Linked DNA regions of Mus musculus: region 2 is linked to region 1. Evidence: chromatin loops called from intact Hi-C (ENCODE). Cell type or tissue: heart. All regions are shown on one strand.

Region 1 (8,000 bases):
CCTGCTTTTATATTATTATTAAAACCTGGGTACTCTTTGCCATATCTTAAAAATAAATGAATGGTTGGTGCTATGAAACTTTCTTACTTTTTAATATCCTTTTTTTCTATTAAAGACTGTTTATATGGGAGGATAAATTCTATTTTAAAGGTTATGTGTATTTTTTCTAGACGTGAACTATTTATAATTCCTTCTGTACAGAAGCCTACAGACCAGGCAGACTAGAGCTATGTTTAGGATTTGTGTGGTTACCTTAGAACACTTGTATCTTTATAGAGTATTGTATGACCAGTGTTATTGTATTTGTGCAATTTGTTGTATTTGGATTTCATTACCTTAAATTCAAGCTGCGTGTAAAGTATCCTCCTTGTCTTTAGAAAAAATTCTTTTGTTTCATTTCATTTTGGAATAAAGGTCTTATCACAATTACACCCTATAAGAGCAGAAAAGAACTTTGTTCAGGGAGAGGTTGGTCCCGTGATTATTATAATTATGTCTCACGCTTGCTCTGTGGAGAGGTTTCCCTGAAAGAATAAATAAGCCAACCCTCTTGCTACTGTAATAGTAATTCGAACAATTGTTAAGATCCACACTTCAGACAAGCGAGTAATGGGCAAAGCATCCTTGTCTCCCCAAGGAGTTAACCAGCTAGAAATGAGGGGGAGGGGTGGGGGAGAATGAGCCTGAGGCAGCTATGGACCGATCTCTGCAAAGGAATTACAAGAAAGTCATTTATGCCTCTTTCAAACCTGCTCTGCTGGCAGGGTAGGGACATAAATGATCACATCCCAGCTGAGAGACCACTTCCCCTCGGGAGACCTCACAGGAGAGGGGTGATGCTTAGCCACGGGTTTCCACCGAATCTCCCAAATCCCAAATCAGGGGTGGGGGTGGGTGGAAATGCGCGGGGGTTGTGGGCGGGGGCACCAAGAGCTGCGACTGCCTGCTCTGTGCACAGCACAGTCTTCCACAAAGCTCCACCAGGAAGGCAAAATAACACCGTGGTGTCCCGGGAATACGCAAGGTGGGTCACTTAGAATTGTCAGAAAGGGGAGTAGTGGAGGAGGGAGGCAGCCTATGGCCAATTGGCCATGCTTTAGCGCTGTAAGGAGTGTATACCCATAGCTGGTGGCTTGGGGGAGCAGTCAGACCCATTTGCTTTTCAGTGAGAGCACAGATCCGGGTGTCCACTCCCCAGGTAGCTTTATTTCTGGGCTAGGAGACCGAGGCTGAGTCAATGCATCCCCCTGCGGTGCATGCAAGCAGGTGAGGAGATGGTGGTTGGGCTAAGCGAGCTAGCTGCGGTAGGGTCACCATCGTACTCGCAGGCATTCTGCTGGAAGACCCAGGTGGCCAGTGAGGTGGGTTTCTCTCAGGAAGAGGCGCGGCTGCGTCGGACACCCCAGGGAACTCGCTGCTCCGCAACTTTGCCAGGTGCTCAGAAACAGCCCTTCGCTTTATCCAGGGCAGTCACCCAGAGGGCCAGGGGGCAGCGAGTGATAGAAGACGCCGGGCTGGGTGGGCGAGACCCAATTGCAAGGGTACTGTTAGCACCGAAAGGGAACATAACACCTGGAAGGGAAGGGTACCGCAGCCTAGCACTCGGGTCTCCGAGTTCGCATAGGACAGGTCCTGATGGCACCTGCTGCGCCCTAGTCACCTCCTTATTCCTAACCTCTGTCAACACTACTCCCGAACCCAGCAGGCGCTCCTTTCCAAGGAACTAGAGGAGGTAGGCTAAAAGGGTGGCAGAAAGGGGTGGGGACAGTAGAGAGACAGTCCCAGCCTTCCCCGCCCTCCACCCCCACCACAACTCAGCAGCCGTCACGTGGTACCCGGAGTGGGAGGGGTGGGGGCAGAAGAGGCGAGACTTTTTTGGGTGCTCCGGATCGCCAGTAGTTCTTCAAGCCTCAGCAGCCAACTCCTCCGGAGGCGCTGCGCTCCGCCCCAGGGAGCGCGAATCCAAGGAGCCTGGGACCAGCCTCTGGGAGCCCCCGGCGCGGGCGATGCGGGCGCCGCGGGCGACACCTGCGGCTCCTCTCGGTGGCAGCCGTCGCTTGGGCGGCAGCAGCGCGAGCCTCGGCAGCCTCGGCAGCTACTGTCGCCGCGGCCAGAACAGCCTCCGCTGCGGTCGTGGTCTCTGATGCTCTTGCCCGCTCCCGGCCCTGCCGATCCGGGAGGATGTGGGTTCTCGGCATCGCAGCAACTTTTTGCGGATTGTTCTGGCTTCCAGGTAAGAAGATGAAGAGGCCAGCTGCCTGGCCAGACACGCTCCTGCTATCTCGCCAAGCGTCCCTGCTCTCAGCCCCAGTGCGCCCAGCTGTGGTCCGCGCTGCGCTGGGGCTACCCAGCGGGAGTTTGGTGCTGGAAACTGAGACCAAAGGCGCTAGACTGGGACGCTCTCCAAGTCCCGCGCTGCAGGAGAGCCGAGAGCGGCAGATTGGCGCGACTCTTGGCTGCAGCTGCGTGGGGTACACAGTCGGGGATACAGAGCTGGGATTGGGGAGGGTCCTTGAGTTGGGCGAGACAGGAAAAGGAGCGACAAGCCTCCAACCTAGTCAAGTTACCCAGTGTTTGTGGCCACCCAAGGGAGCGGCGACGCTGACAGGTGAGCGACTCGCCGGACAATCCTCTGCTGGGGGCGGGGGAGCAGCCCTTCCGGACTGAGTGAGCTAGCTGTGCTCTTCCTGCGATCGGTAGGGTGTTAGGAAGGGGCATGCGGCCCAAAGAGAAGCTCCCAGATCAGAGGAGAGCAACCAGGAAAATATGGTAAGTAACTGCTCCTGATCGCGGACTCTAAGCTATCAGAATTTTTTTCCAACAGCCATGTTTTTCAAAAAAAGGGGTCACAAGACAGGTCTAAAAGGGCTGCATTGTGGTGGTCCCTAAGCAGACGCGCACATCCAACGCAGGCACTCTCTCATTACATCCTCTCCAACCCTCAGCAGCAGCTGCCCCTGTCGCTGATCACAAGAAGGGAGCCTGAGCTGGAGGACTGAGCAGGGATACTTAGCATCCAGCACCTCCCCCCCCCCCCAGGTTGCAGGGTGGTCTCCAGGAAGCATCAGAGCCTCAGCCCATGAACGCTGACTTAAAAGATTAAATAAATAAAACCGAAAACGCGTCAGCCAATGCAATTATGAACGGTGCCAAAATAGTAATTAACCAATTTGTAGCCAATTAGTAATTAGGCTCAGACAGGAGCTCAAGCTTGTACCCCACTACTTTGATCTGGGATTTGAACTCTCACCGGTCTCTTTGCAACTTCTTGCGGAAAGGCCGGAGGGGTGTTATAGGAGCTGTTTGTGTCTAGAGAAGAAATGTAGGGTCTCTGGCAGGGCTTTATCCTCCTAGACCCTGGGAACTGATGCCGCCGCCCCCTGCTGGCTTCAGGCACCTCCAGCCTTCCTGAACATCAGGATGCAGAGCCCAGAAGCCCTTGTTGTCTGGGGCAGTACACGGTGATACCGGCCAGCCAGGATGTGCTCTGTGCAAGCCAGATCTTAACCAGTGTTTCTGAACCCCACCGCATCTGTCCCACAGGGCTGGCGCTGCAAATTCAGTGCTACCAGTGTGAAGAATTCCAGCTGAACAACGATTGCTCATCCCCTGAGTTCATCGTAAATTGCACCGTGAACGTTCAAGACATGTGTCAGAAAGAAGTGATGGAGCAAAGTGCTGGTAAGATACTCTTTCCCCCTCCGACCCCCTTGGAAGGCTGGGAAAGGAGGGTATTAAATTACAGGAAAAGATCCTGACTGATGTAACACACATGCTACTGTGTGTTACACATGCACTTGGGCACACACACACACACACACACACACACACACACACATACATATACACTCACTGGTTAGCACAGATGTACTTTTTACAGTTCTGGGGAAATGAAGAGTTGGAAGTTACTTTAAACTCATTAGGGTTAATTGCCAGGGCTTCTTCCCAGGGGACTCCTGAGAAGTTATTATAAATCAGTAGCTTTCCTTTATTTTTATCTTTATTTTTTATTTACACCTTTCACCTTCCTGGACTAAAAAGCTGATGGGGCAGTGAAAACAATATATGGATAACTGCCCCGGCTCTAGCAGCTCGACAGTAGCCTGTGAGCAATGTCAGACTGAAATATGAAGCTACTTGAAGTTCCCAGAGGTCAGAACTTGAAAAATGTGTTTTGTCATAGCGCCACACCATATTTCTTTGAAGAACGCTATAGGATCTTTATTTAATTTTAGAACTAATGCATCAAATTCCAAGCACAAATTGCCAAGATCTTCCACAGGAAGGATACCCCCACCCCCACCCCATACCCTAGCTATTTAGCTACTAGCTAGCCAAGTCAAGAGACTGTATGTCGTACAGCTGAAGAAGGGAGTTAGCTGGAACCGACTTCACTCTAGCTAGTAAGTCTTGAAAGGTAGAATCCCACCCACTCAGGAGTTAAAATTAAAAACTCACCCCAAAGTGGCACCAGACATTTGAGAAAATAAATGAGCTGCTGCTTCAATTCCAAGGTCAAATAGAGACTTGGCTATTTAAAGGTTGCTGAAAGCAAGGGAAATACCATCTTGGGGATGAATGACATTGGGTGAGTCTTATTACTTTTTAGTCCAACAAGGTGCCCATGGAGCTCCACAGCTCATTAGAGCAATCGAGTCCCCTTAACTCCCTGGCAGAACAACAATGGATAGAAGCTAGCACTGAAGACAGAACCATGGAGAAGCAACTTCTCCTGGTTAGGGAATGGAAGTATATTGTTGTTAACTTCTTAGTTGCTTAAGGAACCTATCTGACAGCTCTCTATAGGACTGAGCAATGATGTGAGGGTGTGTGTGTATTCTTTTTTCATGTGTATGTGTGTGTGATATGCATGTATGTATGCAAACATGTTCATAGTTGTTGGTACATGAGTATATATAGGTACCTGTTATGTGTACATGATATTCATGCCAGTATAAGATGCACCTTTGCATGTGTAGAGACAAGAGGTTGATATCCATATCTTCCTTGCTCATATATATTGAGGCAGAGTCTTTTACTTGAACCCGGAGAACTCACCAATTCTAACTAGACAACTTGGTCCAAAAAAATCTCAGATCTCTGCCTCCAAGGCTGAGCTTACAAGCAGGCATCGCCTCATCAATCCTGCTGACATTTACATGTGTGCTTGGCATCCAGACTCTAGTCCTCACACTTACCTGGAAGCACTTCCCCCGCCGGGCTATCTCTCCAGACCCTTTGTATGTGGCTGTTCTTTGTAGTACATTATTGGCTGGAGTGTATTAAAAAAAAAATGCTATTCTGGGAAGTCTAAGATGTAACTGCTCTCAAACATAATGTATCCTCCAAAACCTAGTGAGCATTGTTGGAGCATCTGCTACTCCTGTTGTTTAATGCAGGAGGACAACACAAAACTTAGTGATAATACTGTAACCAAGATGGATGTGAATGGTTTTGATGAGTGATTTTCTTTGCACTGTATTTTAACTGAGCCAAACATCTTCTGGCCTTCCAATATCTTCCATGAAATAGGCTTGAGGCAGACATGATGGAAGGTATTAGCATGCCTTCAGAACTTCCTCAGAATCCTCAAGGCCACCGCTCACCTGGAGGCTGGGCTTCACAACCAGGGCTGTGATCAAGGAAAGGAGTTACTCGGCAGAACACTTCCAAGAAACACTGCTTTTTGTCCATGTGTTCATCCAAGATGACAGCCACACACTCCCTTTTCGTCTTGCTGTAGCCTCTTCTCCAAACTATACTGTAGAAAAGACCTCATAACTTCCACATTACCCACAGAAAGCATCCAGACAGGCAATCCTGAAGCAAGTCTTTGGTTTAGGTTGCTTGTTTTCTAGTGACACATGTCACTAGAAAGGTGTCGATGGCCACAGGTTAGAGGACATAAGCCACAGGTCAAAAGGTGAGGAAAAACTATCACACAGCAATGCCAACCTTTTTTCCTTCTTTTGGTGAGAACGAGAGAGAGAGAGACAGAGAGAGACAGAGAGAGACAGAGAGAGACAGAGAGAGGAAATGTATGTGATATATATCTATATCTATATCTATATCATCTATATCTATATCTATCTATATCTATATCTATATCTGCATGTGTGTATATACACAACATGGATACATATGCAAAGGTGCACACACTCAAGCAGGAGCAGGTGGGGGCCAGGGAGGCATCCAGCTCTCTCTCCCCATTTCCCTTTAAGACATGGATTCTCACTGATTCTGGCCAGCAGCAAGCCCCAGAGATCCTCTTGTCTCCTCTATCCTCCATAGTGTTGTGGCCATACCTAACTTTTTTTTTTTAACATGGATGAATGCTGGGATTCTTCATGATTGTTCTGCAAACGCTTTTATTCACTATTCTCTAGTATTTACAATGGACTGACCACCTAGGCAAAACTGGCTATCTTCAGTCTGTGTCCATGACCTCTGCTTGCAACAACTGCAGCTGTGCAGTGCCTGCTTGTGACACTGGGCATCTGTACTCACCAGCCACCTAGGAACGCCAGGATCAAGTAAATGGCCACTCTAACTCACTTGCTAAATAGCCCAAACTGAGTTTTAGTTTCATCCTTTGTATAAACTTCTAAAAGCTACATTTATTTATTTGAGGTGGGGGTGGTGATTGCACACATAGCACAGCTTACATGTGGAGGTCAGAGGTCAGAGGACAACTTTCAAGAACTGGTTTTCCATCATTCTCCATTCCATCATTCTCCATTCCATCATTTTCCCCTGGGAATGTGGGTCCAGGACATAACCTTAACCTTGGTATCAAAACAAACAAACAAACAAACAAACAAACCAGAAGCAATTAATGAATCCAAAGGGAAAACCAGTTAAGAGGTGTTTCTTAGTTTCTCTTTGTTTGTTTCCTGTTGCTGTAACAAAGTAGTCTAACAAAAGGAACTTCATGGCGAGTTTAGTTTTAGCTCAAAGTTCAAGGCTCTGTCAAGAAGGACATAGTCCCAGCAGCAGGAGCCTGAGGGAACCGGTATTATCACACGAACTCAGGAACAAAGTAAGGCTGCAAGCTCCAGTGTCCATAGCCCCTCTCCTGTAAGACTCCAGTCAGAGAACAGCCGTGCACATGACAAAGGTGAGTCTGCCCATGTAAAGTAAGGCAAAGATAATTCCCGCACAGACATGCCCTTTTTCTCCTGGTGTCAAGTTGGCAACACTAACCATCATACTAGCTGTAAATAGATGCAAGGCAAATGTGCTCACTGTTGATCGTGGTGGTTTTGTTTGCTTGTTTGGTTGTTTGGTCACTTGGTTGAGTTCTTTTTACTTTGTTTCGTTATTCATTTTGTTTTCTTGGGTTTTGGGTTTATTTGATTTGGTTTTGGTGTTTTGCTTTGTTTCGTTTTTGTTTTTCCACAGCAGAAAGCAATGTCCTGGGACTGAAATCTTGAAGACATCTCATATTAAATTTCGTGTAATTGCTATAGACCAGTCAGCTTGATTTTTTTTTTAACCAACAAGGATGGAGAGGAAGTTTGGTTGCTAAGTGACCACAATATAATAAAATCCTGGCAGCATGAGCTAACTTTCACTGTATGCACTATCTGGCTCATCCCTTAGCACTAGCCTCATAGTATCTCATGAAATGTAATAGCTCTATTCATAATGACCAATTATGAGCCTATACTTCAACCAGCTGACTCCGGTTCCACTCTTTGTCAACTTCACCCTCAAGAAAGAACATAGTGCCTGTTAGGTGGTGCCGACAGGAATCAAAGCCAAACTGGTTCAGAATGTAGCCTGTGCTGAGATTCTTGGTGCAGCAGAGCTGAAAATGCCCGTCTTTCCTAAGAGCATCTAGGTATCTTCCTGAAGTTCTGCTGAATGTGATAGCCCTCTTCCCCTTGAGGATGCTTATTCTGTGTATCCCTGTTCTGTGAGGCCATGAGTCTTGTCTCAGCTCTCCGAGAGGCTCTGGGATGCTCCCCACTGAATTGCTAATTTGGAGCATCCTTTGT
Region 2 (8,000 bases), 500 kb before region 1:
CCCCGAGGCCAGAGAAGGACGTCGGACATCTCCATCTATCATTCTCTATCCTGTCCCCTTGAGATGGGGTCTCTCTCACTGAATCTGGAGATAGGCTTGTGGCTTGCAAGCTTAAGCAATCCTCCTTTCTCCTCCTGAAACAGTAGTGGGGTTACAGGTGTATGCACAGGCATGGCTATACCCCTGCCCAGCATTTGACACTAGGAGCTTGTGATTTGAACACAGGTCCCTGTGCCTGGGTAATAAGTGGTCCTACCCAACTGAGTCTGTAGCCCATGTAGTCTATGAACATTTTGGCCACTGTTCTATAATAAATTCAGATTATAGACCCTTTGTACTGCAGTTCTTTATCAGAGGCCATCACCCTTAGTTCCATGTTGACATGGTCGGTCTGCCCCATTTACAGTAGTTCTCTGGCCCCATCAATGGATACCCTTAGAAGTTGTCCACCAGACTTGAGTACTAGACTGGACTACATGTCTTATGAAAGAGTGCAGAGAATATTTCCCCCATTTCAGAACCTTTGTTCTATATTTGTCAATCTTCATAACATTTAATCTCTCCATACCATTAGCATTCACCTACCTCTGGACAATGGTAAACAACCTGAGTTGGAACAGAACCCCATGTGCCAAATCTCTTCTCATCATTTCTTCCTGCACAGGCGCTTTACTTCCCAGTTCTCCCTTGCCACCTTGATATACTGAGTCAATAAGGATATTTTTATTAAAGTAGATAGAAGCTAAGTAGAGATTTCTGGAAGGCTGAAGGATAGGAGTTTTAGAGCCTGGGTAAGCAAGGCCCAAGAACAGGGTGGAAGCCTAGAAGACCCAAGATAAGTGCTGAGCATGGGTATTTTATTTGAAGGAGAAATGAGAGATGGAACCGATCACATCAAAACAAGTTTTGGGACCTTACTCTATGGTATCTATACTATTTCATATCAAAAATACAAAACCGTGTCTTCCTGGCTCCCAATTATTATCCAATTGAATAATCAACCCAGAGCAGTTAAGGAAGCGAGTCAGGTGCCCAGAAGTAGGTATTGCATCAAGGATCGCAAGTCTCCCAGGTCAGCATTGGATTGAGACTTCAGGGCTTCCTCCCACTATCTGCCCTCTTCTGGTGACCAGTTTTAGTGTTTGACAGTTGAAACAAGGCAACAATTTGAAGGAAGAACTTAAAAAAAAAACAAAAAAAAAAAAAAAAAAAAAACCTTGTGCTTGTGCATATAGGTGTGTGTTCACATGGGTCTGTGCGTTCATGTACCTGTATAGATGTGTGTTAACATGGGTCTGTGTGCTCATGTCCCTGTATAGGTGTTCACATTTGAAGGCAGGAGGTCAATGTCACATGTTGCTCCTCATGTGCTATTCACTTTATCTTTTCAGACAGCATGTCTTACTGGGCCAGACCTCACTGAATAGGCTAGGCTAGCTTGCCAGTGAACCCCAGGAATTGCAAGCACATCCTCACTAAATCCTACCACACATGACATTATTTTTTTTTAAGAATGAACTTGAGAAATTGTGCATGTGATCTCCCAGCCCCAAATATATATATATATTGCATTGCACACAACACTCAGTTGGACTCCTTAGGTTTTGAAGTTAGCACACTACAGATGTTTGAGAAGGATCATGTATAAATGATGGAGAGATCCGTCTCTGCTTCCAAAAGAAACTTTCCTTGTTTCTCCATAGTGGCGTTCTAACAAAGAGCCCTTTGAAAATCAACTTCTTGTGTGTGTGTGTGCGTGCGTGTGTTGGGGGGCGGTTGGAATCTCTGTCCTATCCTGCTGAGCCTCACTTCTTTTGCTTCTGTCTCCTTAGCCCAGTTGGAGCTTAAGGAAAGGTTCACCTGATGCGCACGTTTCTTCTTAACTGAGACAGGCTCATATTTAAGGTTCTTAAGTTTTGAGAGAATCCAAACTTATAAAACAGATAAATTACCTTGTCTAGAAATACCAGAAAAAGGTTTTTCGTCAGATTACAAGGCTGAGTGCAAACAATAGGTGATTTGAATTGGAATTCATCTGATGTAACACTGCTTGACAGAGAAAATAGAAGTTAAAGCTAAAAGGTTCAGGCAACTGAGAAAAGAAAGGGGAAGTTCCTTTGAAACCAGAATGCATGTCAATACGAAAGTGGAAGGCATCCGAATAAACAATAACCAGAGAGAAGCTCTGGTCCACTGCTTGCGGTCGGTCTTAAGAATATGTTCGATATCACTGTAAAAGTCCCCAAGAGAAGCCATGCACCTGAGAGCTTCATGTGAAGTGTTTGTCGCATGTGTTTGTATGTGTACAGGTGCTCTTGTGTATTCATAGGTGCACAGAGGTCAGCCTCAGCTCTCATTCCTCAGGTGCCATCCACCTTGTGTTTGAGACAGGGTCTTCCATTGGCCTGGTGCTCACTAGGAAAGCTACACTGGCTGGCCACATGCAGTGAGTCCCTGGGATCTGCCTGTCTGTCTGCCCAACATTGGGATTATAAACCTACCATCATGACCAGTTTTTATTTTAAATGTATGTTCTTGGGAGTAAAGTCAAGTCCTCATGCTTGCACAACAAATACTTTACCCACTGAGCTGTCCCCTCAGCCTGCAAAAGGTTTTAATCAGAAGTTTTATCACAGTCAAAATATAAGGTTGTCCTTAAGTAGTTTTGATCTGTAACCTTTCATGGTAATGAGGTCTAATTGTTAGGTTTTCCAAGATGCTCAAGGACCCCATCAAGTTAAATGTTTTTCCTTGGCTTCCTATGGGGCTTCTCCATTGCTTCTTGTAATGGGGAAGCCAAGAAATCTTGGATTCCTGTGAAGCCAGATAGAGTTTGGAGCCTTCAGTAAACATGACTTGGACTCTATATTCTGCTGTGTGTACAAACAGAGGTAGTAGAGTTCAAACACATACATGTACACACACACACACACACACACACACTAGCTATCCTGGCAGGAATGGGGCTGCTCTAAAACTGAACTGATGTCCATCTCTGTGGCTGTCAGAGTCCTGAAATTCAACCCCAAGGAACTGGATTATCCTCAGGAGGGGATGTTATGGAGTTATGGCAGCTTGTTAGAACCCCTTGTAGGAGAGACGAGCTGAGACAGTGCAACGTCAGTCATGGATGGGACCACATCTTGACTAGGATTGCTTAGCTGTGCAAACCTCTCAAACTCGTATTCTCTATGTATGTGTCTGTGTATGTATTATTTGCATCATTTACATGTGTTTATTTTTATATGTGTTTTAACCGCATGCATGTAAGGGCAATGTATGGTATGCCTGGTACCAAGGAGGCTGAAAGAGGGCATTGGATTCCCTGCAACTGGAGTTGTGATGGTTATGAGCCAAAATGGGTACTGGGAAACCAACCCCAGGCTTCTGAAAGAACAGTACTGCTCTTAGCCACTGAGCCATCTCTACAGCCCTGCACCCTGTGTTTAAACCTAGACCTTAAGTCAGGACTCCAGAGATGGACTCAGGAGGCCACTGGATCTCTTTGTTCTCCTTTTCCTAGGCCACACTTTGCAATGCTTCTATTCTGCTTTTCACTATGAACTGTGTGTTTAGCTGTATTGGGTATTGGGGTCAGGGGAACCTGTCAGGACTCAGAAGCAATTCTGATTTCAATTCATTAACCCTCCCACAGCCCCCTGAAAAGTTTCACAGCAAGTCTTTGAGCTTCACTTGGAGCAATAGACCTTTAATTCCTCCTTGGTATTAAAAGTGTTCATTGGATTTCTTTCCTCCCTCCCTCCCTCCCTCCCTCCCTCCCTCCCTCCCTCCCTCCCTCCCTCCCTCCCTCCTTCCCTCCCTCCCTCCCTCCCTCTTTCCTTCCCTCTTTCCCTCCCTCTCTCCTTCTCATCCCTCTTTTGCTTGAAGCTCCTTGAAACCTGGTATTCATGAAACAAAAAACAAAACAACAACTAAAACCAAACAAAACCAAGAACCAATGGTGTGGTGGACCATTTTCACACATTGTGTTCCCTCAGTAGAGATGGAGCTGTTATATGGTGGACTTCTCTGATATTTGTCCCCCCCACCCCCATGGTTGTGTAAATGTCACTCTGGTTCTCAACTGCCCTCACATTGTTTTTGTTGTGTGTTCTTTCTCTTGTAACCCCTCCCACCCCCACCCCGAGTTTGAGTGTACACATGCACATCTCAGGAGCTGGGATCACAGGCACCTGGTCACCACAGTGCCTTTTTGTTTCTGTTTCTGTTTTAAGCGTAGAATCCAGGGATGAAACTCAGGTCCTTGTGTTTGCACTGCCTGTACTTTCCCTTACTCACTGTGTCCCCAGTGTTCTGACTGTCATTGGTTAACCGCCATCGGGCCATGGCAGGAAGCCATTCCCTCACACAGCAAACATTACCATGGCTATTCCATGGCTTCTGCTGTTGAGACAAACACTTGCTTTACAGCCTCGTGGTTATTCTAATTATAGGAAATAATTTAAGGGTAGTCACACATGGCTCCAAAAGTTCTTACTTTCCTAGTGTCTGTCTAAGGCTATCTATCTTGAAGATATAAAGAGTAGAATGGAATATTTCTTAAATAAAAAGAGGACCACAGAAGTAAATTTAGTGCTTCCTTCAGAATAAGAATAACGTATATGTGATAGAGGCTACAATCTTGAGGATGTTAAAGAGAAATTTAGGATCTCTATAGATGACTTTTATTTTTATTTTCCTTTAAGATATATGTATGTCTCCTTTTTGTTGTTTGTTCTGTCTCTTGTGTCTAGTTCCCTGTGTTTCAATATACCCATGCACACTGCACAGGCATGCAAAACCAGAGGACAGATTTGGACACACACACACACACACACACACACACACACACACACACACACAGGCTTGTTGGTAAAGGGGTTGTCAGTACAAGGATGAAGACCTCAGAACCCATATTTAAACAACCAGACATGGTATCAGTGCTTATGAACCTAACCATGGTGAGGGTGAAACAGGACAGCTAGTCTAGCAAAATCAGTGAGCCCCGCATCAAAGCAAGAGGCCTTGTCATAACAAATTAGTTAAATTAAATTAAGAATAAGCTACATAGTAAGTTAAAATAAATTAGTTCATTTAAACTAAAAAATAAATTTGTTTAAACAAAAAAGAAGTCATGAATTTGAAGGAGAATAGGAGGTAGGGAAGGGTGTATGGATCAGAGAGCCTGGAGGAAGGGATGTGAAGGAAAGGGAGAAATGTTGTAATTAAATTATAATCTCCAAAAATAGCAGACATTTATGGTGGTCATTGCCTCACACACACCACATATAACTAACTAACTAAATAAATAAATAAATAAGTAACAAGTGACTGTTGAGTGTTCACCATTAAGTAGGGCACCCATGCCACCACCACCCCTAAACGCTAAGAGAATATCTCAGAAGTGGGGGTGGGGGTGGTGGTAAGCGCTAATGGGCAGGGAGGAGAGCCATGACCAGTTGTCTGTGGGCATGACTTGGCTGTAGTACTCACACAATTGAAATTTCTGCCAAGTACCTGCACAAGACAGAGTCTGTAAACATTCAGTTATCATTACAGATAGGCAAGGAGCTCATTGGGCATTGTACTCATAAGGGAGCTAAAGGCAGTCAAGGGCGAGAGAGCAGTCTGTGTCGTTATCTGTGTGGACAATGGTGACTTACTCAAGCTCCAGTAGACAGCTGCACACCTAGGCTTATAAGCGTGGTCCTTGTTAAACCCCATAGTCCACAAAATAAAAACCAAATCAAGACAAGAAGACATGGAAATGGGACGGACACTTGGTGGAAGGAAGATAGCGGAGATTGGACGGATGAATGTGATCAGAATGTATTCTAAATATGTATGAAAGTATCAAAGAATCAAATAACTAAATAAGATGCTGTAGCTTAATATACTGTGTTTATACTTCTGCTTTCAATACAGCAATTCCTTTTCAACCTACAAGACTATAGCTCTTGTAAATGTGGGTACAGTGCTTAAAAAACTCAAAATGTTTTCCTGTGCAGATCTTTAATCTAAAACTCGGCACTTTATGTGAATTTGAGATTCAGTAATTAAGTGAGTCTTAAAGAAATTAAAAACTCTCCATGAACAGTATTTCTTGGCTATGATAGAAATGACCTAACCACTTTCAAAATATCTCTTTCTGGCCCCTTTCTCACTGTGTGTGTTTGTCTGTGTGGTATATACAGGTGTGCCCCCGAGGGAGGGTGTCTTAGTCAGGGTTTCTATTCCTGCACAAACATCATGACTAAGAAACAAGTTGGGGAGGAAAGGGTTTATTCGGCTTACACTTCCATACTGCTGTTCATCACCAAGGAAGTCAGGACTGGAACTCAAGCAGGTCAGGGAGCAGGAGCTGATGCAGAGACCATGGAGGGATGTTCCTTACTGGCTTGCTTCCCCTGGCTTGCTCATCCTGCTCTCTTATAGAACCAAGACTACCAGCCCAGAGATGGTCCCACCCACAAGGGGCCTTTTCCCCCATGATCACTAATTGAGAAAATGCCTTACAGTTGGATCTCATGGAGGCATTTCCTCAACTGAAGCTCCTTTCTCCGTGATAACTCCAGCAGTGTCAAGTTGACACAAAACTAGCCAGTACAGAGGGTATGCCCGTCTTGTGTGTGAGTGTATATGGAGGCTGGAGATTGATGACAGGTTGTTTCCTCAACCACTTTCCACATTATTCTTCTAGATGAGGTCTTTGAGCATGGAGTTCATGGATACAGCTAACCTAGCAGTCAACATGCCCAAGGGCTCCATCTGTCTTTTTAACTAACTCAGCCATGCGGCTTTCCCAGTGCTGGAGTTACAGATCTGAGCCACAGCACACTGGATGTTTATGTTTATGGGTGGTGGGATCTGAACTCAGGTCCTCAGGCTTGTGCTGCAAGCGCTTTTACTGAGTGAGCCATCTTTCCTAACCTCACATCTGTTCTTGTAGGACATCCTTTCTGAAGAAATCGCTGGTTAAAATGAGGCCATGACTGCTGCGTGGCATGGTAGAGAAGGTTTTTATAGTGGATCTGAGGGAGAGTTCACAGAGGCATCTGGAAGAGGCCAGAGAGGGAGAGAAACTGGTAGACTAAGCATGGCCAAGAGAATGGGTCAGAACAGGAGAGGAGGTGCTGGGGTGGGGGCCACAAGAAAAAAGACCAAGAAAGAGAGGGGGAAGAGAGAGTGGGCATACAGTCCAAGAGCAAAGAGGACCAGGAGAGAGAAAGGGGGGGGAAGGAAGGGAGAGGGAAGGGGGAGGGAGGGAGAGGGAGGTGGAGGGAGAGGGAGATTGAGAGAAGAAGGAGGAGGAAGAGAAGGAGGAGCAGGAGGTGGAGGAGGAGGAGAGAAGAGAGAAGAGAGAAGAGAGAACAAACAGCAGTGGGGTGCATGGCCAAAATGTCAGGTTCTACAGGAATGAGAAGCTGGAAACTTTAGGGTAGGGGTCTGGGTGAGAAGGGCTGAGAGCCTAGAGGCCAGCATATGCTTTGGTGTGCTAATAGGCAGGCAGTTAGCCACTTGTCCCCAGTTTCTTCTGCACATGTGGGGGTAGAAAGCACACATATTTCCAAGTTGTGGAAGATAGGGTACAGGCTCTAAGGGTGAACTGTGAAAGAGGGAAGAAAGCGAGACCAAAAAGGATCAGGGATAACCTTGAGCCAAACTGCCACTTAGGGAAGAGAGGGACAAACACGAAGCCTCCTGGACCTAAACTTGTATTTCAACGTCTTACAGGAAGTTAGAAAACCTTATGTCTGCAGTTCATTGTCACTCAAAGGACAAGTTTAAGCACAGCTCTGAGTGGTAACAAATGGTTTGCCAGCTGAGGCATGGCTGACCCACACTTCTGACATCCGGACACTAGGTGGCGCATGTCTATCTTTGTATCTAAGGCAAATCTTACCATAACTGGCAAGAATTTCACCTTGTAGGATGAAGATAGTCTTTGCCAAAGCTGATGGGCAGATTGGGAAGAAGCTAAAGATTATGCTAGGAGTGTG

What was found. Hi-C counts contacts between places; a loop is a spot of excess contacts. Peaks named below come from ENCODE experiments on the same cell type or tissue, not always from the same donor. Only the 100,000 strongest peaks of a DNase experiment are listed, where the experiment ranks them.
Region 2: it touches region 1 in a loop (2.2-fold over the local background); 2 of 42 quality-filtered maps call a loop at or near these places.

What each region holds. Positions count from the first base shown.
Region 1 is chr1:125,906,072-125,914,071 of GRCm38, reverse strand. Lypd1 (Ly6/Plaur domain containing 1) reads left to right here and starts at 1,858. Exons shown (of 3, transcript NM_145100.4): 1 at 1,858-2,233; 2 at 3,544-3,681. The coding sequence starts at 2,182. Nckap5 (NCK-associated protein 5) reads left to right here. Exons shown (of 17, transcript NM_001081756.1): 17 at 1-436. In heart, a CTCF peak has its summit at 3,387 (motif pointing left); a DNase peak (open chromatin) is centred at 1,791; H3K4me3 peaks cover 2,644 bases; H3K27me3 peaks cover 3,661 bases.
Region 2 is chr1:126,407,950-126,415,949 of GRCm38, reverse strand. The region is part of intron 4 of Nckap5 (NCK-associated protein 5); the gene reads left to right. Among named protein-coding and RNA genes, the nearest start is that of Gm35562, 370 kb to the right of the region's middle. In heart, a CTCF peak has its summit at 7,855 (motif pointing right); a DNase peak (open chromatin) is centred at 4,339.